6 separate regions of the Mus musculus genome follow, and regions 1, 2, 3, 4 and 6 are each linked to region 5. A link is a contact called in ENCODE Hi-C data. All regions are on one chromosome and are shown on one strand. The core of a region is the stretch at or near the end of the contact, and the rest is flanking DNA. Distances in the headings are between cores, read along the strand shown.

Region 1 (4,334 bases), core at 1,648-4,147, about 37 Mb after region 5:
TTGCCCAAGGTCACACAGCAGAGGTCACAAGTAGCAGAGGTGGTCCTCCTAAGCCCAGAGACCAAGCTAAAACAACAAAAGTGGACTGGTAAGGGAAGAAATTTCAGAGGACAGGTAGTATCCATACCATGCTATCAAATTTAAATAGCCTGTCTATCAATAACGAGTTAAAGATTATAGGTTTAGTCAATGGGCACATTAGTACAGTCTGGCAAAGACTTTATACTTTGAAGGAGAATGCCTACATTTAAGAAAGAAGTGGGGGGGGGGGGAAGGAATGTCTGTAATAGACAGACATGCAGAAGGTCTGGAAGTGCTGGTGCCACCGAAATAACTAGTCATAATTAAATCATTAATCAGTGTCTATATGAATTTGCCTCCTATAGAGCTAAAGTTCCCATCCCTTACATAGGCTGTAGAGGACCACCCCTGGGACATCCACCCAGGTCATTTTTTACTTCCAATGAAATGCCCCCTAGCAAAATTCTCAGCTGCCTCCCAACACCCAAGGTAGGTGTGGGCAGATGAAAACAATTCAATTTTATGACCAACGAATATAGAAAAGCAAACGAAATAGTGACAAATTATCCATCTTAGAGGATGCTTCCAAAACGGATGAACTAAATGAGAACTGCCCCAGTCTGTGAAATTGCTATCTACCACCGAGGCCACTGGCATTACAGGACTGCACACATCTCTCCATTTATCAAAATTCTACTTAACCAAACAATCACTAATGCAAAAAGCAAGATTGCTATGAAGCCCTGCACTAGCTTCCATTAGTAAAATACTTCCAAAACTTGGATCTCAAAGCAGGGATTTAATTTCTCATGTGTGATAACAATGTACATCAAACGCTGAAGGGGAGAGTCTTTCACCCTACAACGTGCCCTTCAAATTCTCCTCCATCTCCCTCTCTATCCAGTCTCTTCATTGTCATGATTTCCCTACGGAGCCCCAATACATAGCCCAGCACTCACAGGTCACCTCCTTTTGCCGCAAAAGCGTGTGGTATATCACACAATTGCACCATATGCTTTCTGCCGATAAGGACGGGAAGAACGGAATTTAAGATGCAGAAGTAAAGAGATACATAAAATGGCCACTTTTCCAAAACCGGAGACAGACAGGGCATACTTAAACATCAAATGCACGGGGCTACAAGAATAGTTAATTGAGGCAGATTAATATAGGAGATGGAACAATGAATAGATTATAAAGTTTTCCAGAGTCAGATACTATCAGGAATAATTAAACCTCACCCAAACCATCCTTAGTTTCAATGTTTGAAAAAAATAAAATCAAAATCTTAGCATAGCTAAAGTATTATATTTAGTATTATTTTATTCAGCAAAAACAGCAGTCTTTGTTCCATCCGCAGTCTGGATCTACTCCGCCTGCTTTTCCCTTACCCCACCCCAATCTACCCCACCCCCTTCCATCCACCGCAGTGATCTTGAAGAGAGCTGCAGAGGCCCCAAGAAACAAGAGATAACGGTCGTAGGCAGAGACCCCGTTACCCAAACCTCACCAGTTCAGGTCAGACGCACCGACTGGCCACCTCCTAAGGCCCCAGTTCCCAGAGAGGCCTGACTGGGGGCCTCTCGGGTCCCTGGGCCGCATCCGCCCACCAAAGGCCCACAAAGCCCCGCCAACGCCAAGGACTCCACAGCTTCAACTTCCCTCCGACCCAAATCCACTTCGATTTTATAGGATCAGAGTATGACACCCTAACTACAGAAGGCTAGGGAGAGATTCTGCGGCGAGCCATTACCAGATCACTTACACAATAAAGCGATCCAGAGGCGACGGCTGACCCTCCCCCCGGCCGCTCCGCTACAACGCGCCCGGGCCACATTTCCCGCCTCGTTCTCCCCAACGGCCCAGGCCTCGCCCGGTGTCCACCTCCCGGTCCACCACGGTCCCCAGCGAGCGTGGCATGAGGTCTAGCTCCAGCCCTCCTTCCCGAGACCAGCTCTGGAGCCTCTCATCCGTCGCATGCTCCCAAGACCATGCAGTTTCAGGCCACTGGTCCCTAAACCGCACAGATCCAGGGTCCGCCTTCTGAGTCTTCGGAGAACCTTTCAGTCGCACCCGGGGAAATCTAACTCCACCTAACCCACGGTGCAACCCACCCAGGGTCCCCTTTCCTTCCTGGGCCCCCAGCACCAAGATCACATCCCAGGACTCAGTCCTCTCCTAAAAGGAGATAGACACGCCGGGCGCCTCCGGCCTCTTATTAGGGCACTCACCTCCCAACCCCACGCTTCCAGGGATCCAATGCAACCAGGAGTTGGTCCCTACATCCCCATCCCCAGATCTCCATTCTCATCCCTTTCAAGAGTCGTCCTCACGTATGACCTGGCCCTGATCCATGAAGAGGTCTCATTCTCAAGGACCCCATTTCCCACCCCTCCAGGGGTCTCTTCATCTCCATACACTGGGGTCTCGTCATCTCCACAAGCTCCGCTCTCCACTGCCCAGTCTCCCTTTCCCAGCTCCCGCCTGGGCTCCGTCTCTGTGCTCCAGGCTCGCCCAGTTCCCCAGCCCCGGTTCCTCCCCTCCTGTTCCCTCAACCGTCCCCACTCCCGGAACGCCGCACTCGGACCCGGGCAACTGCTCGTCTCACCTTCAGCCGAAGATGGTGGCGCCGGCACACGTCCCCAGCAGCGACCACAGATCCAGCGTCTCAATTCCAAACCCACCGCTGCCTCCGCCGGGCTCCTTTAGCACTGCTGCTCGCGCCTGCCCCACCCACTCCCACCCTCATTGGGCCATCTCCACGCCCATCACTGCCGCCCCCAGACCCACTGGTCGGTTTGCGCGCCCATCTCCCAGGAAAGACGTTAGCAACCCGAACGAAGCTACCTTCCCAAGTCCCGCTCCCTCCACCCACCTGGAATGATGCTCATTGGCTCCCGCTCCCGACCTAGACCCACAGACTCCCAATCTCATAGGCTGCTACTCACGCCTGTCAGAGACTCCGGGAGGTGCGGCCGGGGCAGTGGCGGGTGATTGGCTGACTCTGGAGGGAGATGGACAGCTGAAACTAGGAGCCTGGCGATCCCGCGAGGCAGAGATCGCCGATCTTGTTGGGGTGTGCGCGCTGCGCTAGTCAGGGCTGGGTGGACAGTGGGGCAGGTGTACCGCAGCACAAGTCACCAGCTCCCACTGGTCACGTCTCTCTATTGCGTCGGGCCGCCGCTGCAACCCACTCGAGCGTTCTGCGGCCCGTAGGCTTGCCGCAGCCACTGGGTCCCTCAGCGGGACCGGCTTTCGCCGAGGAATCGCCAGCTCCCGGAGCTGCCTGCAGGGGCGGGGCCGGAGCGCGGTCCTGAGGCCTGACGTCACCCTGGAGCTTCAGTGGGTGGGAGCCGCTGCTTGCGGCTCACCTGCAGTGGGGGAGGGGAGCCTCTCGGGCTGGGCGCTAAAGCTCTGTCCTGACCGGGCTGCAACCCTGTGGCGGCCGGAGTCCCCCCTTACTGATGCTTCCTTCCTCTCGTGACCCGCCGCAGTTGGATGTTTGCTTGCTCTGCCTCTTAGGCAGGGCTGAGATTCCAAAAATACGAGAAGCAAACGGGCCTGGCAGAGAAGACCAGAGAGCGACTTCATTTGTTCACTCACTCATTCATTCCAGCTCTCTATGGAAGAGGAACTGGGTAGGGCTTGCAGGATTCCTGTGCTGTTGTCATAGCCCCTAGGGCTAAAGAACCAGTGGTTCAAGTGCCTTAGAAAGGTTCATGGACCTCAGGTGGGAGTGGGCTTCCAAAATAAGGAAACTGGAAAATTGAAGTTAAAAAAAAAATGTAATGAAATGTCTGCAGAATCTAGTCAACTCTTAATTATACATGTATAAATATAATAAAGTAAAAAAATCACAAGAGCCAAATGGATTATTGTTCTTATAAAAAGATAAATATAAAATACTTTATTTTAAAACTGCCTCAGGATTTTATGTATTTAGTATTGTATATATGTGTGTGTTTTAATGGATACTTTGTAAATGCCTGAGAAACTTCTAGACTGATTTTTTTTTTTAAAGTGAGAAAAAAAATGAAAACAAGGCAGGAAGTGATAAGAAAGGGTTGGTGGAATTCAGAGAAATCTCCAAGGCAGCTGAATGCAGAGCCCTTCCGGGGGAAGTGAGAATTCTTTGTCCTTTGTCCAGGTGCATCTGGTCTCCAACCCCACATGCCCACTAGGGTGGCTGCCCCCTTCCAGGTGTCTTGTGACTTTGGCACTACATGAAGAGTTCTATCCTTGTGAAGTCTACCGAGGAAGTATAAGTTAGTATAACGTGTCAATGATAGCCCTCTTATAAACGTTTCCGGATT
Region 2 (4,883 bases), core at 887-3,386, about 100 Mb after region 5:
GCAGTCATGTGGGTGCTGGTGATCAAACCCAGGTCCTCTAGAAGAGCAGAGCCGCCAGTGCTCTCCCCATCTCCCCAGCCCTCAGCCAATATCTTAAAACCTGGGCAGAGATTCTGTTGTGATAATGCACACCATTAATCTCAGTACCCTCAGAGGCAGGTGGAGCTCTGACTTCAAGGCCAGCCTTGGCTCCATCAGCTCAAGGGACTCCTCTAATTTACAGTACATATGTTGAGTGCACATTTACTAAGGACACTACAGGCCAGTCTAAGGTGAGATTCAGGGGTGATGGTATACACGTACCACTGTAATACATGCTGTTATGGTCACCACCAAATATCCTCAAGTGGAATTCCAGGGAACAGATGCCCCATCCATGAACATCTCACTTGTACTGCCTCTTGCTCCTTAGGTAGCTGCAGCAGGGGACATTGGGGCAACTGCAGTGGGTCAGGTGGGGCTTCCCGCTCGGCAGCACCACCACAGGCCTCCATCTCACTCTTGGGCCCTCCCGCCTGGCTCTCTAGAGTACATCCTAGAAAACCAGGGCCCAGTGTGCAAAACCTGTGAGGATGTACTCACTTTGTCTCCCTCCACCAGGTGAAAGTGATGCGGAGCCTGGACCACCCTAATGTGCTCAAGTTCATCGGAGTTCTGTACAAGGACAAGAAGCTGAATCTGCTGACCGAGTACATCGAGGGAGGCACACTCAAAGACTTCCTGCGCAGTGTGGTAAGCACGTGACCCCACAGTCAGGAAGAGCCTTGGTGGGTTATCAGAGGGACACCTGTGCTCATTACTCTGGAACCTTGAGGGTTAGAGGGACCTTGTTTGCCATCAGTGGTGTATACTGGGAGAGACTGGAATGGAGTCTAGACCAAAAGCTGGGAAGGACTCCTCTTATGGACATTCTCCTATCCTGCAGGACCCGTTCCCCTGGCAACAGAAGGTCAGGTTTGCCAAAGGCATCTCCTCTGGAATGGTGAGTCCTACCAGCAGTCTTGCGCATGTGTAGAGTGAGGTGCAGGGATTGCAGGCTGCTCTGGAAGACAAGAGACCCATCATGGGGGCTGGGACATTCAGCAGCTGCCTACTAAATTTCTTTCAGTACCAAGCTAGTAGTTGGCTAGCTCCTCTCTTTCAGTCAACAGTTCTATTCTCAAAGGACTCCAAATCTCTTTAACACCAAATGGCATGAACAAGGCAAACCATAGCTCAGTGTACCCTGACCTTTCTGTCAAAGAGGTGCTCAGGTGCAGTGGGACCTTACCTACCGAATATGAGGCGGGAAGGGGGGCAGTGTATTCTAGATGAGGTGGGAAGGGGGGCAGTGTATTCTAGATGAGGCGGGAAGGGGGGCAGTGTATTCTAGATGAGGCGGGAAGGGGGACATGTGTTCTAGGTGAGGCTGGAAGGGGGGACATGTGTTCTAGGTGAGGCTGGAAGGGGGACATGTGTTCTAGGTGAGGTGGGAAGGGGGGACATGTGTTCTAGGTGAGGTGGGAAGGGGGACATGTGTTCTAGGTGAGGTGGGAAGGGGGACATGTGTTCTAGGTGAGGCGGGAAGGAGGACATGTATTCTAGGTGAGGCGGGAAGGGGGACATGTGTTCTAGGTGAGGTGGGAAGGGGGGACATGTGTTCTAGGTGAGGCGGGAAGGGGGACATGTGTTCTAGGTGAGGTGGGAAGGGGGACATGTGTTCTAGGTGAGGCGGGAAGGAGGACATGTTTAGGTGAATGCTGAAGAATGAGCCAGTAGTAGACTAAAGTTCCTATTGGGTGCATTGTGGGAATGAGTCTAGCCATCCTCACAACTAGTGAAGCACAGTGCCTGCTGTGTGGAGCAGTCACTTCGCGGAGGGAGGGGCTGCACCCAGGATTGTGCTCATTCCTCCAGGAACCTCTGTTCACAGTGAAGAAGTGAGGTAGAAGAGGAAGGGCTGGGTCCTGGGCTTGCCAGGAGTTTGCCAGAGGTCACCCAGCTCTGTAAAGAGAAAGTGAGCCAGAGCTGTGCAGGCAGCGATGGCCAGCACAGGAGAAGATGGCTCTGCAAAGGGATGGCCCTGTGGGGGCTGGAACAGAAGCAACACACAGGGGTCTCAGGAAAGAGGGTACATGGGGGAGGTATGACAGCCTTTGAGGAGGGGTTGGCAGGCAGCCAGGCTGGGTTACAGCTATAGGAAAAACTCTGTGGGCCTAGGAACAGTGAAGTAGTACAGGGGGCTAGGAAGAGGGCAGTGTCACCTTCCCCATCTACGGGGAAAGGAAAGACTGAGAAAGTAAGCTCCTAAGAGTGACACGGGAATGTCTAGTAAAAATAGTTTAGAAATGGCTGGACAGGAAGAGGGAGGGGCTGAAGTACAGGCAGAGGAGGAGGGTGTGTCAGGGGAGGTGAGTCAGGAGGTCATTGCTTTCCCAAAGGGGCTAAAGCCTGACTCTGGAGGGGCCAGGGGGAGCAGTGTGTTTGAGGGTGCTCACTTTAGATTGCCTCAAGGATGGGAGACTCAGAGGCCAGTAGAGGTGGAGACAGTGGGAAAACCTGGGCAGGAACTGGCAGTTTTCTGTTGGTGTTAGGACACAAGCGTGGCTTGGGGGTGGGGATGGGAAGCTAAACAGGCTTGGCCTAGAAGACAGGAGTAGCTGGGACTGGGGGAGGGGCAGCAGGATGGGCGTGGCCTGGGCCAAGAGGCTCCATGGCTCCTGCTTCTGTTACAGGCCTATTTACACTCCATGTGCATCATCCACCGGGACCTGAACTCACACAACTGTCTCATCAAATTGGTACGTCCCACTGTGCTGGCCTGAGATGCCTGGGGCTATCCCTCTGGCTTCAGACCAAACACACCATCTATAGGATCTATTTTGGGCTTTCTGCTACCTTCAAGTGCCTTTTGCCATCCCCATCTTATGGAAGCTCTCAGATACACACATGCAGGAACAATTTCACCTCCCCAGGAGCAGCCCTTGAGGTGATTATTATTAGAAGGGATTAGCTCTCCTGTCTGGCAGGCAGGAGTCTGGGTGTGGATGGGGGCTGAATTCCTTGTCTGTGAAGAGCTCTTGCCTTGGAACAGGCCCCTAAAACAGTTTGCTGATCCCACTTTACAACGTGGACGGGCTGCAGGGTCTTTAATCCACATAGGTAGCATGGGGCCAGGGTTCCTCAGACAGCCCTTAGTTAGAGTTGTTCCAGCATTGTGTCTCCTGCCAGCTTCCCTCTACAGTAGTCCCTCTTCACACCACTGCCCCATAGCTCCTCCCTTTCCCTTACTGCCTTTGCCTGACCTTTTCTCTTAACCTATTCTGGCAACTACAAGTCCTTGTTAGGAACAAGACAAAGGGCTGAAGATAGACAAGAAATCCTAAGTCACCTGAAGTGCACTCTGCAGGTCACTTCCCTGAGGCTCCTCCCCCTTTAGTTTGGAATCTGTGGGCAGATACCAGACTGAAAGAAAAAACCAACAAAGGCCCAGCCACTGCCTCCCAGGAGAACTTTCTGGTGTGACTCTCCTCTCCTCTTCACTCCCCTTGAAGGTGGCCTCTCTTGCCTTTGCCTACACCCCAGGGACAGGTTAGAGAAGCCCCCCCCCCCCCACCGGGTCCTGACCTAGCCCTTGTCCTACTAGGACAAGACAGTGGTAGTAGCCGACTTTGGGCTGTCACGGCTTATAGTAGAAGAGAGGAAAAGGCCTCCAGTAGAGAAGGCCACCACCAAGAAACGCACCTTACGCAAGAGTGACCGCAAAAAGCGCTACACTGTGGTGGGAAACCCCTACTGGATGGCCCCCGAGATGCTGAATGGTAAGTTCAAAATCCATGGAGGGAAAAGAGCCAGAGGGAAGACAGAAGCCATGTCTTAAATTAGGTGCTGTAAGCTGGGGAGGCCTGTGACAGGGACAGGCACTCAGAGGAGGCCGATGATCTTTCAGGCTTGGCCAGGCCAGGCCTCATAAACTTTTAATCACAGCTGGGAAAGCAGCAAGCCATCCTGGGTGGCTGGTAAGCTCTAGGGATCTTTTGTCTCCAAATGGCCCAGGCTGTTCCGAGTTCTCTAGCCTTCGCCTTCCATCTCCAGATCAAGAGCTGAAGTATGGTGCCCCCTGGTGGATGCTGGCTAACCCTGGCTCATGGTCAGTCTAGATGATCCTGAACCTGGGTGTAGTTCTTTATGACACTCAGTCAGTGGCCACCCTGGGCACCTTTGGGGCTGCTGAAGCCCTAGTTCTTGGCTCTGCCACCTGAAAGCTGCTTCCCTCTCTTCCCCAAGGCAAGAGCTACGATGAGACGGTGGATGTCTTCTCTTTTGGGATCGTTCTCTGTGAGGTAAGCTCGGGCTCAGATACCCGAGGAGCCCTCCCTCCCTCCCTGAGATCTGGGTTTCTCTCTTACAAGTGAACAGTTTGCCACAAACTCAGTGGTTAGGCTGCAGCCCAGCCCAGTATCTCTCAAAGCCCTGAGTCACGTAGACACATTGAGAACCTTTTCTCACTCTTACAAAATTATAAGGGACAGGAGAGACACACGATGGTTAGAATAATTCAAGTATTTTTTACGAAGTAGCTTCCTTCAGTAGACTGCAATAGAATATCTGTCACCTATAGAAAATTAAGGTGATGGCAGCCAAAGGGTTTCAGACATCAGTCAAACCCAGTCCCTCCCCTTGTAGAGCCTTGACCCGGAACCTTGACCCGGTAGAGGACATAGCTGTAACGGGATATGGGCAGGGTAGGGTAAGTGGAAGCTTCTAGTTTTCAGGTACCAGTTACCAGCATTGCTTCTGCTGCAGGGAGGCCTCTTCTGAGCCCTCCTCAGTATCCGGACTCTAGAGAGGGGTCTAGATTAGCATGGGAAGGGAGGTGGGGCACAGGGCTGCCCCTCTAACTT
Region 3 (4,623 bases), core at 1,939-4,438, about 100 Mb after region 5:
TGAGTTCCAGGACAGCCAGGGCTACACAGAGAAACCCTGTCTCGAAAAACCAAAAAAAAAAAAAACAAAAACAAAAACAAAAACAAAACAAAACAAAAAAAGAATGGATAATGACTTTTTACATCCTAACTATGCCTTCCTCAAAACAGACATTCTTATTTTTATGCTAAATACATCACTGAAGTGTCACCTGTTAGAGGTTACCAAGCTTATGGACAGTACATATAAAATTGTCAAACATGATTTTTGTATAGTAAATTTATCAACCAATTCCCAACTTTTGCCTAGAATTTAAATCTTACTGTTTTCTGAGGCTTACTTCCCCCGTCCCCAACCTCCAAGACAGGTCTCATTATGTAGCCCTGGCTGTTCTGGAACTCAGTCTGCAGACCAGGCTGGCCTGGAACTCACAGACACCTGTCAAAAAGTAGTTGGAGCTGATGGCACTTGTTCCACTGTACACGCACCAAGTGCTTTACGTTTGTAAAATTTTACTCTTGTAAAGCACTTGGTAGATTAGAATACAGGAAGATTAAGGGTTCAAGGCCAGCTTCACCTCAGGTTTAAGGCCAGTGTCACCTCAAGTTTAAGGCCAGCTTGGGCTACATGAGAATCCTTCAAAAAAGCCAAGAACTAGGAAAGAGCTAGGAAATTTGAAATCAAATAAGCTTGCAAGTAGTTCAAAGCCATTCCCTTCATCTGATACATTCAGATTCACCTGTCAACGTTTTAGGCAATGAGTTTAAGTTGTGGAGTCCTTTTCAAGCATGAGAGCATCTACATTTGGAAGAGAAAGCCTAAATACATAGTTCAAAAGCTTTCTGACAAATGTTCATCTCAGCAATAAGCAGGCAGAGGCAGGTGGATGTCTGTGCGTTTAAAGCCAGCCTGATGGACGTTAGTGAATTCCAGAGCAGCTAGGGCTACACAGAGAGACCCTGACAACCAACATCCTATCACAACAGAACACACTAACACTATGATGGGAAAGCACTGAGTCAAGTACTCATGTTATAATTAAATATTCCCTCCAAGGCATACTTATTCATGCATTTATTTAACCATCCATTCTCTCTTTAATTCTGAAAATGGCTACCTGACACCACCTGACACTTTATACCAACTAGGGAAAAGTAAAGGCAGTAGCCTAGCTTTAGTAAGTGTCCCAGCAGGCCAGGGACAATAGGCCGTGCTGACGTTCATAATCGTGTTCATAGCAAGGAAATAAGGACACAACTAAAGCATAATGCCTGTCACAGCAGCTTCAAGACTTTCCCTTCAGGAGCACTTATATACTCTAGCCCGAGACATTTGAGAAAGTAGAACTAAGCTACCGTTCCCTGCAACTTGTTAATGTGTTGAGAAGCACTCAGCAGCCCATATGCCACAGATGTGTTCTCTTTACTGCCTATAACCGTGCTGTGCTTTCTAGTCAGAGAAGACAGTAAGACAACCAGTTTAAAAACAGCTGTAAACACCTCTAAATTCACACTCAGGCTGAAGCAAGCGGGTACCACATACAAACATATTTCCAGAAACTGTAATAGACAGGTAACCACTCTGTAATCTTCAGCAATGAAATATGAATGAATTCTTACTTTTGTGAGCTTATATCCAATTTATAAGAAGTTAAAAAAAAAAAAAAGGATTAAAAATCCAATTACTCCAGCCAGACTCCTCTTCTAGGGACTTGAACTTCTACGAAAACATCCATACAAAGACACCGATCCTGTGAAACATCCCAGAGCTGGAAACCTCACCTGATCCCTGCCAACCAATCACCCAACTGTTAAAGAACATCTGGGTACAAACACTTATCTACAAATTTCACACAGGATCTGAGACAACAGCCTTTCACCTAAAACCTACAGTTTAAACCCAGTAGTCACACTTAAAAATGACCAAATGCAGATGCTTTACAAAATTTATTTAGTCCCCAATGAGTCAGAGCAAAACTACCACTTTAGATAATTCCAATGAAATAGCTACACATTATTACTTCATGTGAAACAAAACTTACTTTCGTATAGCGATGGGGGGATTTGGAGGTGGGCAGTTTCTTCAGCTCAAGGAAAGCATCTCCATTTTCTGTTTCAGCCACACTTTTCTCCATGGCTTCTTGGTGTACAATATTTTTGCACCTGGAAAATAAAATTAGGCACAAAACTGTCAAACAGAACAATAAATATTCCAAAGCCTTAGCTGCTTCTCTGAAACTGGAACTTTGAGGGGAAAAAAGAAAAAAATCAAGATAGTTAAAAAAAAAAAATCCCAAAACTACGGTATGAACCAGAACTAAATTGGAAAGAGAACCACCTGAAGTATTCAGAGTACCCATAGCAAAGAAAAGCAGAAGTGGAAGGGGCCCAACTCAGGGTACAACCTTTAATTATCTTTAATACAAAGGGAAACCAAAATAGTCGCTGCCACCCACAAGAATCGACCTGGCGGCGGTGGTGGTGAAGTTTCCCGGAGTAGAGTAGAGGTAGGACTGGTTGGGCTGCCGATCCGGCAAGTCGGGCTGCTGGAAAGTGCCTGTCACTTGTCAATGGATGGCACCAGCTGCCCCTTATTACCCGAGCGAGAGGGGCTGGGGAACCGGCCGGAGAGCACCTCTCTCAGCCGGCCACACCTGTGGCCATGTGAGGGGCGTCCGCGGCGAGGGAGGGCCGGTGCGGGCCTCCTCTGGGAAACTCCACTCCTCCAACGAACCCCTGGCCCCTCACCCAGGCCCCGGGCTAGAGGCTCCTCCGGAAGAAGGGCAGGGACGGTACTCACGGAAGGAGGCGGGCCGCAGGGAGCAGGGACCAAGTCCACAGGTCGGCCGCCTAGAGCCGGCGCAGGCCCGCCTGCTGCCCGCCGGCCGCCCGCGCGCCTCGCGCCTCTGCCGCCCCCCGCGCGCGCCCTGCCGCCCGCGCTCCCGGGGTAGCGCGCAGTCCTCGCACGCAGGCCGGGGCCCCGCGCTTGCCGTACCCTTGCTGGGAGCGCCCGCCGCCGGGCGGCCCTGCGCCTCGGCCGCCGCGTCCCCCCGCGCCCGCTCCAGGCCCGGCGTCGCTGGCCGCGGCCTGCGCTTGCGCCCCCCTCCCCCCCACCCGCTCGGGCTGGCTCTCCTCAGCCGCCGTAACCGAGGCCCGGCCCTCCGGCGCGGCTCTCCCCCCCCCCCCCCGCCAAGCACCGCGGGGGACCCAGGCACCGCCCTCGCAGCGCGCAGGACCTGGGGTGTCCGCAGCGGTGCCTGGCAGAAAAGCTGCTTTGGGCGGCGCTGTCCGCCGCGCTGGGTTCCGCGTGGGCCGGATGGCGAGGCCACAATAGCCAAAAGGGCACGGCGGCTACGGGAAGGTGATCGCGACCGGTGCCGTGGGAGCCGGCGCCCGGGCTCAAAGGCGGCTGCTGTGGGCAACTCAAGGAAGGGCGCCGCGTTCCCACGCGTCATGAGGGGCGGAGCCAGCAGCGCGCTGTCCGGGACCCGCGCCACGCCGGCGCGAGCGGGGTGGTCTGGGTGGGTCTGTATTGTCCAGTTGCTAGCGGTCACCGGGCTGGGCCACTGCTGGTGTTTTTGCGACAGGGGTCAGTTAGGAGAACATTGTCGTGACCTGTTTGTTTTTTATTGGTGTGATCTAGGGTAAAGTTCTGAGCGGCCCGATTTTTCGCGCCTTTTTGTCTGCTAAAACTGTCCCTGAAGTTACTCTAAAGGGCATTAGTCATAAGAGATGGTGCATTGATAAGCAAGTTTGTCACAATTATCTGTGATCCCACGTGAAGGGAATTGACTAATTAGAGTAGCTTTCAATGAATAATCTGGAAGAGTAAAGTATCTGAGGGAAATAGAAAGCCTGGCTTTTGCCCGAGTGCCGAAACAAGTTGATGGAGGATACAGATTCGGATATAAGTGGATAATCCAAGAACTGCCGCTCTGGGAAGGTCACTTGTGAACAAGTCTGTAGGAGTATGCCAAGCTGTTGGGACTGCCCAGAATTGATATTTCTTTGTCGTGGAGGGATACTGTTTGTTTGTTTTGTTTCCTGTAAAGAACAGCGAGGCTGAACATGATGGTTTTAATTTTTCAGATCTTGAAACCGGGGAGTTGAAAGCCAGCAGGAGCAGTAGGGCATTTGAATATCGTTTATTTTACTTGAGAAAGCTACTTCCCATTCTTTCTTTGAGTTTTGGCAACAAAAGTAATTTTTCCCCTTTGTAATGACTTAATAAAGTCTTTTTTGCAAACTATCTTTTGTAACAGATTTACACTATGTAACCCTGGCGGGCTTCCCAAGTGCTGGAAATTACAGGCCTGTGCCTAAAGAATACAGACAACAGACATAGAAACATCTGCACTTAGGCCTGATTCTCTATTGTCATAGAGGCTGTGTAGAATTAGGAAATATATTGATCTTTAGCTTAGTTTAGGAGTTGGAAATAGCAGTACTGAAGATTAAATTTAGCAATGGGGGGGGGGAGTGAAGCCTTATATAATATGTATAAAGTTTCTTGAAAACATTTAATATGCAAAGACACATCGTAGGGAATCAACACTGACTGCTTTTCTTTTTTAAAGATTTATTTATTATATGTAAGTATGCTGTAGCTGTTTTCAGACACACCAGAAGAAGGCATCCTAGCTCA
Region 4 (4,915 bases), core at 2,101-4,600, about 100 Mb after region 5:
CGACGGATGTACTCAACTATGGGGGAGGCAGATTCTGAGCAGCCAGCCATGCTGAGTGGGCTGCAGGTTGACCCCTCAGTGCCCAGGCCAGAGTCTAGTCCATGCCCATGTGGAGGGCCCTACTTACAATCCTCGTAATCCTCCTTCTCTATCTGGTCATTGTAGTCCAGTGTGGGCATCTCAGTCTCCTCCTCTGGCTCTGAAGGGAAGATAACAGTGGCCTAGTGACAACCCTACCAAGGTCCTGTCCAGGAAGCCTCTCAGCATAGCAGGGCTGTACGGTCAGTCGCCCTGAAATCAAGAGGATGACAGCTGCTCACCTGGCCGGGGCTGCTTGGCCTCCACCTGGGTCTCTTCTCCTTGACCTTGCCAGGCATTTGGGAAGGGTGTGTCTACAACACAGAAGTCCAAAGAACAGATGAACGGGGCTGCCTACCCGGACCACCTCGAGAGTCTAAGACCACAATGCATCAGAGCCTTTGGGGATCTTATAGATACCCTCCTAAGACCACAGCTCACTCTGAGGAAACATAGAAAGCTCACTTCCACCCTACCTCCACAGATCCACCTCTGAAGCCCCTGTTGCTAGCTATTTGATCCCCAACTATGATGATAGTGAGTATCTAGTATCCCAAAGTCCATGGGTTATAGTGTAGTCCTAGTGTACCCTGGGGCTAGAGAGCTATGCTGCTGTTTGTAGGAGCTCTTACCATAAAGCTGATGCTGCCAGAGGAAAGCAGGAGGGACCAAGGGACAGAGCTCTCACCTATAAGCTCCCAGGCTTTCTCTCTGCCCAAGAGCAGCAATAACAGAACTCACTGAGAAAGCCACCAAGTTAATGACAAGGCCTCAAAATTCCCTTGTCTCAGAGTCCCAGGAATCTTTCCTCATTTCTCTGTCCTCAAAGAGGTCAGAGCCCCAGGGATCCTGCTACAAACCTCTCTTCTGCGGTAGCTCCTGGGCGCTGGGGTTGGAGGGTGAGGGGAGTAACCGATCCAGCGTTTCCAAGGGGGCCACAGTTGAGAACTTCTTTCCTGCCGAGGGCCTCTTAGTGGCCTTGGGTGGCTTCTCCTTAGGCTTCTTGGTGGCCTTGGGTGGCTTCTCCTTGGGCTTCTTGGTGGCCTTGGGTGGTTTCTCCTTGGGCTTCTTGGTGGCCTTGGGTGGCTTCTCCTTTGGTTTCTTGGTGGGCCTGGTAGAGCCCTCCAGGGGTTTTGTGGCTTTGGGGCCTTTGTCCTTCTTTCCTTTCTTCTCTTTGTCTTTGTTTTTTTCTGGAGGGACTGTCAAGGATGAAGATGCAGGAGCAGACAATCAGAGCCTAATCTGTGTGCCCACATGGTCCCCCTGGATGCCCAGAGCCTGGGTGTGAGGGCACCTGTCAGTCCCTGGTCTGGTACAGATCAGGAAACTGAGGTTAGCCATTTGCCCAAGTGATAGAATGAGAAACCTTGTCCAGGCATCCTATCTGTACATCCAGAGTGAACAGCAGCAACTCTTGGCTGCTCTGAAGTAGTGAGTTCAGGGCATGATATATAGAGAGACATCTCTGTCTGTCCAAACCTCCATGGGGTCCTCATAGTCCCTAATTCACATGTCTGCCTAACCCACATGCCTCACAGCTCAGTGCCAGGCATGGAAGGTACAGGGAAGAACCTGAAAGAGCAGGGCTACCCAAGCAAACAGCCAGGCAAATTAAAGACTGTGGCTTGGCCTTCCAAGAGCCTCCTTTCAAGGGAGAAGAAAAGCTTCAAAGAGACAGTCAGGCTGGGGATGTAGATCTGCCCTAGAGCAGTCAGTCCCCTGGTATGTAAGGCCCTGGATTTGGTTCCTTCCCAGGGAGGAAGGCAGGCAGGCAGGCCGGCAGTCACTCCGTAGGTCTTGAAGTCCCAAAAGGTTCCCGTTGAAACTCAAAACCAACAGGAGGCCCTTATCAAGGACAGAGGGAGAGAGAGGCAGGTAGGTAGTTCTCTCCGTGCTGGCTCATCTCAGAGAAGTCAAGTAGCAGGGGCCACCCTTCTAGCACCCTAGGAGCTGCAATTGCTGGGTGCGGAGAATTTAATGGCGAATGGGAAACACACAGGCAGCTGGCTGAAACACAGGGAATACAGCAAAACATGCAGCAGGAGCAGGGTCACTTGGCAATGTCCAGAACGTCTTGGTTGCTGGAGGCAAAGTGTGCAGGGAGGTGAGGGTAGGGAGAGCAGGACAGATCTACAGCAGTGGGGGCCGGAGGGGGAGTGGCTGACCTCAGGAATGATGAATGGTGCCTTACAGTCTCCTGGGAGAGAGATCACAAGATCCGTTGCCACTCTCCAGAGGGCCATGAAAAACAGCTAAGATTTACTGACAACGATTGCATAAGAGGCTCGGGGTTGCATGCCTCCGGGATGCTATCACCTCGCTTAGTTCTGACCATCTCAGACTGCCCACTTTCACCTGGAAGTCTTCCTCACCCCGCTCCCCTGTCTGTGTTCCTGTGGGAGAAGAGGAGGCAAGCAGATGCCTAGGCTTGAAGCTTGCCACTAAGAGACTAGGGCCAGTTCGGAGAGGCGAATCACAATTTCCCACTCGTCCAAACCTACACTCTCTTGAGACCTGGGATGAACAACTTGGGCGACCTCAAAAGCCCAGCGCCACCCTATGCTGAACACACACCTCCAGGTTTCCAAACTCCAGGACAGAACTGCTGCCTGGCAGTGTGTTGCCTTGCGTTGCCTTGGAGAGACATTCCTCACGGGGCAGCATGGGAAGTGGCTAGACCCTCCAGAGCCCCTGTATGCTCACTTGATGCCATGGCCACCCATGTCACCAGGTTCTCACCTTCTACATCTGCCCGCTGCTTGCCCCCTGCCTTGGATTTGCGGGGACGCTGGGTGGGTTCGGGAAGCGGCTGGACTTCCACGTCGTCTTCCCGGGGCGGGGACTGGGTCTCCAACTCCGAAAGGAAGCCTTCGAGGAACTCCTCGATCTCGTCGTCCGTCAGCACCGTCTGTGGGTTCCCCTCAGGGCACAGCGTCAGCAGTGCCAGGAGGCCGCAGAGCAGGGATGCGGTGCGCACTGGAGCCATGGCTCTGGGCACGCGCGGGAGCCGGGCGGGCTTGAGCAGGGACTTGGGTGGCAGGGGCAGCGCCCCGCGTAGGGGCGGGAAAGGGCGCGAGGAACGTGGGCGTCAAGGGTATCCAGAAAGCGGTGGGAAAGGGAGATTCAAGGAGAGCAAGGGGCTCCAGGAGAGGTTCTGGCGGGCCCAGCTCCGGCAGCAACTGGGCGCTCCTGCCCCGCGTGGCTGGCTCTCACGCGGACCGCCCTCCAGAGCGCTTGCGACGGCCTGGCCGGGGCGGGGGCTTCGGGTTTCCGGAGGGGGAGGAGGAGGAGCCGGCCTTGGACCGGGGGCTGCGGGGGAGGGAGGCGGAGCAGCACGGAGCCCAGACTAATAGCAGCGTCAGCGCCCAGTTTAGAGGGTCTGGGTGCAGGGCGCCTAGCGGGGAGGAAGGCCTGGGAGAAAAGAATGCAACAGTTATGGGGAAGGGAGTGTGCGGAGTCTAAGGAGACCTGTGCTCTAACCCGCTGTGCCCTTTGCTCTGAGCCCAGGGAGATTGCTAGGGGAGGGAGGGAGTAGGGCCCTCGAGGGTACTGGCGATCACCTCCTTTCCACTTTCTGGAGGTTAGCTCTTCAAAGTGTCACCTGCTGTGTGCTTGCACAGGTGTCACCTTTGTCCAGTTATCACCAACATCCCAGGTCTTTGGAGCCAATTTTTGCGAGGAAGGCTGTGAAAAGCTGTTCTCAGCAAGCTGCTGTCCTTATGGAGATAGGAGCCCCACTTCAGAGCTCAGGGCTCAGGTCCCAATGTGGAGTAATAGCTATTTCTCTCCTTCCTCTGACCAGAAGCGGTTAAAACAACAAATTGTTTACAACAGCTTCAGCTATGGCTTCTAGAATACAAACGTTGGCTGGCTCATAATGGCCATCATAGCTAAGCCCAGGAATGCCAGAGCATTTACCCATGAAGGATTAAAGATGTGAACGTGGGCTTGTAGCAGCCATAGGTCCAGGGCAGTGGCAGGCAGCTTTCAACCAAGGTGGGGAGGCACTCTGATAAAAAAGAATAGCGACCCCCAGATGATTGACATGGGAAAGTTTACATCTCAGCTGGAAGAGAAAAAAGAAAAAGCAGGTCAAGAAACACCAACACGATGCCACCTCCTCAGTCTTTCACCCTCACCCTCACCCTCTCTGTCCAGCATGAGCAGGGAGAAAAAGGGGAAATTTTCGGGTACTGGGCTCTGTAACCCACTGCTCTCAGGGAGTAGGCAAGCCCCTCCCGGCAGTCTCCTTTCTGGCTCTCCTTGAGGAAGCATGGAGACTATGCCAAGAACTGATGTGTGTGTGAGTGTGTGTGTGTGTGTGGGGGGGAGGGTCTAACCCATCTTAGCCCTCCTAGCTGTCTGACTCAGCAGGGGAACTCCGTGTCCACAACTTACTATACGCATATTAAATGGACCACCTTTCTGGTTTATTCGATTTTTTTGAGACAGAGTTTCTCTGTGTAGCTCTGGCTGTCCTGGAACTTGCTCTGTAGACCAGGCTGGCCTCGAACTCAGAAACCCACCTGCTGCTGCCTCCCAAGTGCTGGGATTAAAGGTGTGCACCACCACTGCCCGGCTAAATGGACCACTTTGTGCTGTGCCTAGCACACACGATCAGCCCTTGCATCCCACAGGCTGTTGGTCCTCATCCACTTTGCTCCCCCTCCCCCATCCCGGGACAATCCTCTCACAGCTAGGCCTCCCCATGAGAGACTTCAACCTGGTCGCAGAGCAAGAGTAAAGCAAGTCTCACTCATGGTCACCCTCTGAATCATTGTGCTCAAAGTCAGTTCTGGGAATTGGCTTCCGTGCCCCCAGTCTGGTCCAGTGTGTC
Region 5 (5,025 bases), core at 1,913-4,412:
CAAAAGTATCAGAATTTGATCCCTAGATCCCACATATAAGAAAATGCCAGCACCAGTTTATAATCCCAGAACCAGGCAGGCAGATACAGATCCTGTGACCACTAGCCAGCTAGGCTGTCTATTTGGTAAACTCTAGGCTAGAAAGAGCCCTGAATTAAAAATAAAAAAGCCAGAGAGATGGTGGTAAAATTGCCTAATGTGCAAGCCTAGTGACCTAAGGTCTATCCCTACAATCTACTCATAGGAGGAAGGAGAGAATCAGCTTCAGAAAGTTGTCCTCTGCCAGGCTGTGGTGGTGCACGCCTTTAATCCCAGCACTTGGGAGGCAGAGGCAGGCGGACTTCTGAGTTCGAGGCCAGCCTGGTCTACAAAGTGAGTTGACAGCCAGGACTACACAGAGAAACCCTATCTCGAAAACAAAACAAAACAAAAATAAAGTTGTCCTCTGATTTCCATGTGTGCTGTGGCTGGCACAACACACACACACACACACACACACACACACACACACACACAGTATTTAATCTAGATAAGCATATTGGCGCACACCCGTAACCCCACCACTCCAGAGGCTCAGCATGTGAACTACATAATGAGTTCTGGGTCCGTTTCAGTTAAGAGTGAGATTCTGGCTGGACATGGTGCTGAACACCTTCAAACCCTGCACTCAGGAGGCAGAGGCAGATTCCAGGTCAGCCAGGGCTACATTGAGAAACCATGATTCAAAACAAACAAACAAACAAACAAACAAAAAAAAAAAAGAGTGAGACTCTGTCATAAACAAACAAACAAACAAACAAACAAACAGAAAGTACTTGATTTAGTGATTCTATTGGAATAAGGAGAACTATTTTAGGGAAGAAGTTTCTTTATTGGTGGGTACAGGCGATGGAATTCAAGGCCTCATCCATGCTGAACACTGGGCTTTATGCCTGGGCTAGAAACCCAACCTGGATAAGAAGTTCCTAATTCAGTCTGTCTTGAGGGATAGTTATCATGTTGCAGGGTTTCAGCAAACTCCATTTCTGTCAGCTGAAACAGTTGAGTGTTAAGATACTTGCTCTTACTGTCTGAGTTAATGCACTCCCTGAAGTGCTCACATAGGACTGGGCTCAGCCTCTGTTCAGCCTCTGGGGGAGGGGGACTATACAGGATGTTCTCTGTAGTATCCCCTCCTGGGTCAAAAATAATGTTGGTTAAATCAAAACTTCCTTAGAAAAGGAAGCAAAGAGAAGCATCAGACACAAGTTGTAGGGATAAATTAACATTAGCTTATTGCCTTTTGCATGCCGCAAGCCACCTCAAAGTGGGTATTGTCCTTGCTTTACAGAAAATTAAAATTCAGTAGTTAAGCCACGGGTTGAAGGGCATTGAATCAACCTAGCCAATACATCGTTCACATCTTCCTAACTCCAGGTCCACACTTTTCATAGGATTTTCCCCCCTCTACTTCTACCAGCCTGACACCGAAGTGAGAATCACTGAAGCGACGCATGGTTCCAAAACTGACTTTCCAAGGAAATGTCTTAGGAGCTCTGATGAGGGAAAAGGAAGCGAGAAATGGCTTGTCTCAGCATGCCTGTCCCAACCTTCAGTGGTAGTAGAAGCAGCTGCAGAGCGCATGGTTAGTCCCTTCAAGAAAGGCACTTTCTTTCTCTTTCTTCCTTACAAGACCTGCTCATGTGCTTGCATGCATGATGCATGCAGTGCCTGAGGAGGCCAGAAGAGAACATTGGGTACCTTGGAACTGAAGTTTAAGGTAGTTGTTAGATGTCACATGGGTGCTGGGAAACAAACCCAGGTCCTCTGCAAGAGCAGCAAGTGCTTTTAACCGCCCAGCCATCTCTCCAAGCCCTGACTTGACTCTTTATGCTTTATTTTTTCCTTTTCCCTCTTCCAGTCATTTTATTTGATAAATATCTTTAACTTTTTAAATCGATTCTTTGTGAATTTCGCATCATGCACCCCAATCTCACACTGATCCTGTCATCCCTCCAGATCCATCCTCTCCACGCTTGCAGTCTCCCTCCCCTAAACAAAACCAAACCAAACCCATCCCTGATGTAGAAGCAGAAGCTGCGGTGTTGTGGAGTGTCACACTGGATATTCTTTTGTCCAAACAGCTTCACTTGCAAATGTCCATTGCCATGAATTATTGGTCTGGTTCGAGGCCTCCGGCTTCTGCCACACTTTCTTTTTTTGTTTTTTGTTTTTGTTTGTTTGTTTTTTGTTTTTTGTTTTTCGAGACAGGGTTTCTCTGTGTAGCCCTGGCTGTCCTGGAACTCACTTTGTAGACCAGGCTGGCCTCGAACTCAGAAATCCGCCTGCCTCTGCCTCCTGAGTGCTGGGATTAAAGGCATGCGCCACCTCGCCCGGCAAAATAAAACAAAGGTTCGGGAGCGGAAAAAGACCGGAACGACACGGGAACCCGCGACCGGCACCGACAGAACCAACTCGCGGAAATCGGGCAAGCCGGCCGCGCTGCCACACTTTCTTAAGGCGTATTTCTATGAAGTACCTTCTAACTATACCCTTAGATGAAGTCATTTTTATCTAAGGGCGGGTCTCTGAAGGTCTTTGAAAAGGAAAACAGGTATATCCAGTGTAAGTAAGTGCTTTGAGGGTTATGAGTAGGACAATTATGACAACTGGGGGTTGGGGGGACGGTCCTAAATGAAGCCTTAGGCACCTAAAGAGCTTCAGTGACCAGCAGTGAGGACTACCAGGTTCTCACCTTTAACCGCCAGGCGGATACTGAGAGTGAGTTTAGAGAAGATTCGACTCCTTTCCATGTCCTTGGGGCCCTTGATGTGCCGGACTTTAGACCACTTATTGTGTCCCGCCGAGGCCGTCGCGCTGACATGCAGCGTCCTGTGTGGCGCTGCACCACAGCCGGGGTTTGCATGCTGGGAGGCGCCCCAAGGACCCACGCGGAACCCGAGGCATCGCACACGAAAGCACGGGACAGCGGTCATTCTCAGGCTGGCGGCAGCCCAAGACATCATCTGCTTCGACAAGGGGCTGCGCGGTGCAAAGATGAGCAGCTAAAATCAGCCCGTCTAGTCCGGCCCCGGAACAACCCGGTCTGGACGTTCAGACCGCTGCTACAGCTCTCCAGAAACTCAGAGGTTCGGCTCTTCCTGACGCTGCACTGCCTTGAGTGACCGCGAAGGAGCCGGGCGCGGGGACCCTAAATGGTGCAGTACACTTCCTTTGCCCGGTCCGCCGCAAAAAGACGTTCCCGGATTCTGCAAAGTTGGTTCCGCTGCCTCGCGGTACTCGTTCCAACCCCGCCCCTGCCAGGAGTGACGCAACCCTTCTTTGCTCCCGGTTGCTTGGAAACGACAGATCACCTTCCCGGAGAGATTCAGGTGACTGACTTTCCTTCCTAACTGAGCAAGTCCAGAATAAGAATTGTTTGGTTGAAAAAGAAATATGTAGTTCAGTCGGTTCATTTTACAGATAAAGAAACCGCCGCCAAGGTTGCCTGTTTAAAAAAAGGAAGCAATAAACAAAAAAGTACTAAATGCTGGGCGTGGCAGGCCATGTCTGTGATTCCAGCACTTAAGAGGCGAAGGAAACCTTAGGACTTTGTCTCAAAAAAAAAAAAAAAGCAAAAACTTTAATTAAAACAAACAACGACAAAAAAAAAAAAAAAAAACAACCAAACAAAATAAGCCACTACCCCACCAGCCGACGAGAAGCGATTTGCCCAGTCATTTAAAACTTTCTGATTTAGATTTCATTTCTGTAAACAAGGATGGCATTGCCTGTTTTGCCAACCCATACTGGACAAAAGATCGGGCCAGCCTTTGAGTCAAACTGCTATCTTCGTTTTCCATCTGTTGTTTTAAAATTAGTTTAAGTATTTTTAATATATGTGTATGGTTGTTTTGACTGCATGTATGTCTGTGCGCTACATGTGTGCCTGGTGTTCTCAGATATTTATTTTACAGATAAAGAAACCGCCGCCAAGGTTGACATCAAGATAGCCTGGAACTGATGGTTGTGAGCTGTCACATGGAGAATCGAAATTGAACCTGGGTCCTCTGGAAGGGCAACCAATATCCTTAACTGCTGAGCTATTTCTCCAGCCCCTTCCACCATCGGTTCTCTTGGCAGAGAAAACAAGAGAAAAAGGACACTATGGAAAAATAAAGAAAAAATAATGTAGCAGCTGCTTGAAACTCTTTAAGAGCTCTCTAGGGGGGGGGTGAATTAAGTCTCAAGAGCGTAACACATTTAAAAAAGCAGGTCAGTGTGAAGGCAGTTTGAAGTCTTGCTCTCTAAAGTTAGGCTGGATGAATTCAAAGTGTGTTTCTGCCATTTAGTAGTGCAACCTTGGGCAAGTTCTTTACTTTCTGTTTCCTTCTACAATGGCCTTGAATAAGCAGGATGAGGGGAAGGGCACGGACACAGATTTTATATTATTTTTTAAAAGATTTATTTTATTATTATACATAAGTACACTGTAGCTGTCTTCAGACACACCAGAAGGCATCAGATCTCATTACTGATGGTTGTGAGCCACCATGTGGTTGCTGGGATATGAACTCAGGACCTTTGGAAGAGCAGTCAGTGCTCCTACCCACTGAGCCATCTCTCCAGACCCCAGATTTTATATTCTTAGTGGATATGTCCAAAATTAATCTACTTACCTTTCATTCTCATGTATGTCTATGGGAGGGCATTATGTTAGCTGTTAGATTATCCTTGTGTTTCCTTCCTAGTTCCAGAATAGCAGCTGGCAGCCACCAAGCACAACCTGAGTTCTTTTTTTTTTTTTTAAGATTTATTTATTATGTGTAAGTACACTGTAGCTGTCTTCAAACACTCCAGAAGAGGGCATCAGATCCCATTACAGACGGTTGTGAGCCACTATGTGGGTGCTGGAAATTGAACTCAGGACCTCTGGAAGAGCAGTCAGTGCTCTTAACTGCTGAGCCATCTCTCCAGCCCGTGTTTTGTATTTTGAGACAGGGTTTCTTTGTGGAGCCCTGGCTGTCCTGGAACTGACTGTGCAGA
Region 6 (4,949 bases), core at 1,665-4,164, about 45 Mb after region 5:
TTGGTTGTCAAAAAATAAGCCACGGCATGCTCTTGCCCTTCATGCCTCTTTCCTGAGAATCCTCACAAAGTTCCAGGGAGAGCTTTCCTCTGGTCAGGTTTGGACCACCAGCCCATGGCTAAAGTAATTGCTGTACTCTGGATAGATTTCCATCCTGAAGAGACTCTGAGGGGAATTGGGCTCACTGTAAGAGGTGGCATTCTCCTGGGTGCTATAAAAAGGCAGGCAGAGCAAGCCGAGAGGAACAAGCCTGTAAGCAACAATCCTTCATGGCCTCTGCATCAGTTTCTGCCTCTAGCTTCCTGTCTTGTTTTGAGTTCCTGTCGTGACTTTCCTCACTGATAAGACTGTGATGTGGAATTGTAAGATGAAATAAACTCTTTCCACCCCAAGCTGCTTTGGTTACGGTGTTTTATCACTGTAATAAAAAACCCAAGACAACTGATTTCTCCAATAAGGAAAATATTCAAGAGACAATGAAGAGTCAAACTTTCAGTGATTATGCACAATATTTCTGTTTGTTTGTTCTCTGGGACAAGGTCTAACTACATAAAATTAGCTGCCCAGGAATTCTCTATGCAAACCAGGCTGGCCTTAAAATCACAGAGATCCACCAGCCTCTTCCTCTCAAGTGTTGGGATTAAAGATGTTCATCACCATGCTGGTATATTCTTAAGGCAGCCCTCAGTTTCGTTCTCGGGAAGAAAAGCAGCTTTGTTGCCACTCTGATCAACTTGCCCTAGGTAATATAGATTCCTGTTCTAGTTCACACTAGAATTCTACGACTTATATGTCATAGAACACGCCTCAATTTATCTTCTATAGCTCATACTCACACAATGCTTATTAACTCAAGAGTTTAAAATTGGTCACTCTCAGGTCAGATAAGAAAAGATAACCAAGCACACTCCTAAGGTGAACTCTGAGCTAATTTAAACATTGCCACACAGTGCTAGATTTTGACCCTCAGCAGCGGGCTTGCTCAGTACAGGTGATTCTGAGTTGGAGGGTGCAGGGTCCTGATTGGTTTTGTAACAGAGAAGCCTGCTCCTCTTACACTTTCTCAGCTGCAGTCCACCAGCTTCAACCATGAAACCTTCAAAGAGAAAGCTGTGCAGCTTGTTTTGGCTTGCTTCAGTAAGGGCAAAGCAGAGGTGAAGGGTGGGGTGGTCTTGCTTCACCAAGAAGCGCCTCAGATAAGCCTCAACTCACCGGCCATTGTGAAAGCTACAAAGTTGGGGAAGTTAGCTGGACACTCTAGACAGAGGACACAGAATGCCAAAAAAGCCCTGGGATAGCAATGTGCCCAAGTGTTCAGTGAACAGCAAGGAAGCCACTCTGGCTAAAACTCATTACGTGGGCAAATCCTATAAGAAGAGGCACATCCAGAGGCCAAGACTTATAGGCTTATAGAGGATTATATGGGCTTTGAATTTTATTCTCTGGAGAGTTTTGAGAGAGGGACTGACTAATAAAGGTCACCGTACATTCTGAATGTATCAGTGACGCTGAAGGGGAACTAGTCAAACCCACCCAGTTACTTCATGCAGGAAGGATTTCAGGAATAATGAAGGAAGCATGGGGGTGGAGTGGGGCGGATGGTCTCAAAGATCAGAAACTGCTCCAATGAATCTCAGCTGAAACTCATTGCAGTACTGCCCACTTCTGTGCCATTTGGAGACACTGTGACTGTCATCCTCTAGGACTAGGAGCCACCTTGTCCAAGAAATTCCTAGAGGCAGGAATATACTGACTCTCCTTCCACGATAGAAATGCCAGCACCTGCCACACTACTGAGTCCATGGGGAAACAGAAATCTTTAGTGTCCTGGTAGTCTGTCCTTCCTTCCTTCCTTACTTTCTTCCTCTGGCAGAACTTCCTGGGAGGCCAAGGAGGGAGGAGAACCTACTCTGGGCTCCTGAACTACAGAGTGTAAAACGGTAAGTACAGAGCTAAGAAGTAACAGATTCATAGTCGCCAACCAATCAAGCAAGCAGCCTATTAGAGTGCTATTGCTATATATAGTAGATATGTAGTATGGTTTGAACCACTCATTATTGGGCTCAACATATATTTTGAAGATCAAGTCAAAGAGACAGGGAACACTGTAGGAAGTATGAGTTGTTTGCTGAAGAATAATAAAAAGTTCTAATGAAATTAACTATAAGAAGTCCATTATAAGTGTAAATAGAGATTAGCATTTAAATGTGTCCTTGGGAGTCCAAGGAAAGATTGGGTGAGAGCCTTCTCTGCTCTCTACTGGTAGAATTAGATGAGTGACTGCGCGGAGAGAACTTAGTCCCAGACATTTGAATACTTTAATGGGTCAGAAAAGGGAGAAATCCAGAGATGGAAAACCTAGGGAACGCCAAGGAAGGGAAGCGGAAATGTTTCCAGAAGATGGGAAGGACAACACAAAGTGACCGCCGTCGCTGAGCAGCCCCAGATGGGTACGAAAGTCAACCATTGCTAATTAGCCTGGAGAGGAAATTTGGGAAAAAACCTTGGATGGTACGCAGTAGAGAGGATTGAAAATCAGTGTGGGCGATGACAATGCTTGTGTGTGTGTGTGTGTGTGTGTGTGTATACACTGGATTCACCTCCTTCGCGTGCGTCACCCGGCCCGCCCCACCCAGGCCCGCCCTACCCAGGCCCAGCGACTTTGCCTCTGAATCTGAGGCACTGCAGGCGAAGGGAGACTACTTCCGGCCGGGTGAGCACCCTCGGGCCTCAGTTCCTCCTCCTAGAGGACGCTTGGCTCTTTTCTGAAGCCAGAAGGACTTCTTCCGCGTCTTCGCGTGCCAAAAATTGCACCTACACACCCGGCGCCCGGGGACCGCAATCCCGCGGCTAGATTAGAGGTAAGGGGCGGGGCCTCATAGTCACGTGCAGCAGCTCAGCCAATGAGTGCGCACTTTGTCGTTAGCAGGGAAGTGCTGGGGTTTGGCCCACACCCGGGCCGGGTCTAGGCCAGTAGGCGGATAGGACCCAGCAGCGGAAAGTGGCAGTGAGCTGTGGCATCATCCATAGCAGCTCCTTACTGGTACTGTGCTCCCTCACCTGCCTCGCTCCGCGTTCTCCTCAGGCCCGGCCATGGAGCGCCAGGTCCTACGGCTTCGCCAGGCGTTCCGGTCCGGCCGATCTCGGCCGCTGCGCTTCCGATTGCAGCAGCTTGAGGCCCTGCGGAGGATGGTGCAAGAGCGCGAGAAGGAAATCTTAGCAGCCATCGCGGCAGACCTGAGCAAAGTGAGCCTCCACAGGGTGGGAGGGGCCCGATGAGCCACCTTATTCCTTCTCTGTAGCAGGTTGTTTGGTTTTGTTTATCCAGCAGTTAAGAGGAAGCAGAGTACCCTGGACTCTGGACTCTCCAGCCCCGCTTAGAGCCCAAACTGTTGTATTTGCACTCATATTGAAGTGCATACTTTACTTGGCGCCGGCAATTTCTCGTCTGCGAACGCTCTGTATAGCCTTGCCCATTTCTGCTGCGTTCATAGTCTCTTTCCTTACAATGTGCAGTTAACTCTGGATAGGCTGGATCTCAGTAGTTTGTCTGCTTGGTAGGTTTCAGCTATTTCACTCCCTGTCTTTATTTCATGACGTTAAAAGAATGGTTTCTTTTTGTTGACAGTTCTTTTTATTTCCTATAATCTTCAGCACTGAAATTCCCCATATGACTTTGTGTGACATTAATCATATACATGATTGACCTCCAGTATACAGACAATCACCCTGGGGACCTGATAAAATACAAATCCTGACTTAGTCCTCGTGAGACTGTGTCTGAGATTTCTAATGAGGGCCCAGGTGATAACATATGGCCTGTTTAGAAGCAAGCTTTGAGTACCAAGGTTTTAAGTAGTGTTCAAGGTACAACTATGGTCTGTTGTACTCTCTAGTAATATTATTTCTCCCTTTTACTTTCTATCTGTATTCCAGGCATGGTAAGACCTCTATTTTCAGATTTTCAATCAAAGACTGCTTCAAAAAGTGGTAACAGTAGTTGTAGTAGAATCTAGAAACCTTCCTTCAGAGTACTTCTGGTAAAGAGGGGCTGTGGTAATTAGTAAACAAGATAGGATAGTGAATATTAAAACTCTGTGAATCATCCACTCCTCAAACATCAGATAGTTTGTGTATGTTTGTTCATACATAGCGTTCCTGAAGAAAATATATTAAGTCCAGAATTTAAAATCTGGCTCCAAAGTAGAACATATGCAGGTGTGACTCTGGTTATAAACCAGTGCGTTAAGGATGAAGTATCAAGATGCTGCTCAAAAGCAAAGTTGCCACGGTACCTACATCGTGACTTCGGGAGGCTGTTATTAATCGGGAGGTGATGCTGAAAGGGATCATTTTTAACCCTATTTTAAAAGGCTTGGATCGGTAGTGAAGACGTTAGAGGCTCTGAATGTATTAGAGAGGAAGAATCATCCTGAGTATCCAGGGTGTGCCTTATTGAGAACTTGGAAATAAAAAAAAAAATCTGATAGCAAACCGGGGGAGGGGGTGGTGTCTAATAATACCAGTTGTCACTGCAAGTATACTTGGTCTGAGCGTTGTGACATCCTAAGTTAGTGGTTCTCAACCTTCTAATGCAGCCACCCTCCAAACAGTTGTGGTGACCTCCAAACATAAAATTATTTTCATTGCTTCTTCATCACTGTAATTTTGCTGTTGTTATGAATCATAATGTAAAATGTCTGATACGAGACCCCTGTGAGAGTCACAATCCACAGAGTGAGAACCGCTGTCCTAAGCCAAGTATTACACAGTTTGTGTAAGAGTAACTGACCTTCTCTTCCAGAGTGAACTCAATGCATACAGTCATGAAGTCATTACCATCCTTGGAGAGATTGATTTTATGTTGGGGAATCTTCCTGAATTGGCTTCTGCGAGACCGGCTAAGAAGAACCTGCTAACCATGATGGATGAGGCCTACGTTCAGCCCG

What was found. A loop is a pair of places that touch in the nucleus more often than their neighbours do.
Region 1: a loop to region 5 is called in a map of T-helper 1 cell, with 134 times the contacts of the local background. The contact joins the promoter of Myh10 here to the promoter of Taco1 in region 5. A Hi-C loop is called at or near these places in 2 of 37 maps with a recorded cell type or tissue (T-helper 1 cell and T-helper 17 cell).
Region 2: a map of T-helper 17 cell shows a loop between it and region 5 (369-fold over the local background). The contact joins the enhancer-like site here to the promoter of Taco1 in region 5. A Hi-C loop is called at or near these places in 2 of 37 maps with a recorded cell type or tissue (T-helper 17 cell and regulatory T cell).
Region 3: a map of T-helper 17 cell shows a loop between it and region 5 (748-fold over the local background). The contact joins the promoter of Eif4enif1 here to the promoter of Taco1 in region 5. A Hi-C loop is called at or near these places in 3 of 37 maps with a recorded cell type or tissue (T-helper 1 cell, T-helper 17 cell and T-helper 2 cell).
Region 4: a loop to region 5 is called in a map of T-helper 2 cell, with 303 times the contacts of the local background. The contact joins the promoter of Aebp1 here to the promoter of Taco1 in region 5. A Hi-C loop is called at or near these places in 2 of 37 maps with a recorded cell type or tissue (T-helper 2 cell and regulatory T cell).
Region 6: a loop to region 5 is called in a map of T-helper 2 cell, with 157 times the contacts of the local background. The contact joins the promoter of Aldh3a2 here to the promoter of Taco1 in region 5. A Hi-C loop is called at or near these places in 5 of 37 maps with a recorded cell type or tissue (T-helper 1 cell, T-helper 17 cell, T-helper 2 cell and 1 more).

What each region holds. Positions count from the first base shown.
Region 1 is chr11:68,690,478-68,694,811 of GRCm38, reverse strand. It overlaps Myh10 (myosin, heavy polypeptide 10, non-muscle), which reads right to left and starts at 2,897. Exons shown (of 41, transcript NM_175260.2): 1 at 2,630-2,897.
Region 2 is chr11:3,346,491-3,351,373 of GRCm38, reverse strand. It overlaps Limk2 (LIM motif-containing protein kinase 2), which reads left to right. Exons shown (of 16, transcript NM_010718.4): 10 at 601-732; 11 at 926-982; 12 at 2,715-2,780; 13 at 3,626-3,800; 14 at 4,267-4,322. Among named protein-coding and RNA genes, the nearest start is that of Gm12592, 18 kb to the right of the region's middle. Within about 2 kb of position 2,136, at least 2 of the 3 ENCODE cell types and tissues checked have a DNase peak (open chromatin) inside an H3K27ac peak, as active enhancers do.
Region 3 is chr11:3,201,148-3,205,770 of GRCm38, reverse strand. It overlaps Eif4enif1 (eukaryotic translation initiation factor 4E nuclear import factor 1), which reads right to left and starts at 3,188. Exons shown (of 19, transcript NM_023743.2): 1 at 2,974-3,188; 2 at 2,021-2,141. The coding sequence starts at 2,113. It overlaps Gm51877, which reads left to right and starts at 2,553. Exons shown (of 1, transcript XM_030246456.1): 1 at 2,553-4,227. The coding sequence starts at 2,553. The coding sequence ends at 3,626. It also overlaps a transcript of Sfi1 not described here.
Region 4 is chr11:5,860,301-5,865,215 of GRCm38, reverse strand. It overlaps Aebp1 (AE binding protein 1), which reads right to left and starts at 3,350. Exons shown (of 21, transcript NM_009636.3): 1 at 2,818-3,350; 2 at 939-1,277; 3 at 321-392; 4 at 128-199; 5 at 1-16. The coding sequence starts at 3,064.
Region 5 is chr11:106,064,228-106,069,252 of GRCm38, reverse strand. It overlaps Taco1 (translational activator of mitochondrially encoded cytochrome c oxidase I), which reads right to left and starts at 3,162. Exons shown (of 5, transcript NM_027346.2): 1 at 2,735-3,162. The coding sequence starts at 3,005. It overlaps Taco1os (a long non-coding RNA gene), which reads left to right and starts at 3,212. Exons shown (of 3, transcript XR_003949781.1): 1 at 3,212-3,371; 2 at 3,957-5,025.
Region 6 is chr11:61,265,151-61,270,099 of GRCm38, reverse strand. Aldh3a2 (aldehyde dehydrogenase family 3, subfamily A2) reads left to right here and starts at 2,914. Exons shown (of 10, transcript NM_007437.5): 1 at 2,914-3,246; 2 at 4,805-4,949. The coding sequence starts at 3,094.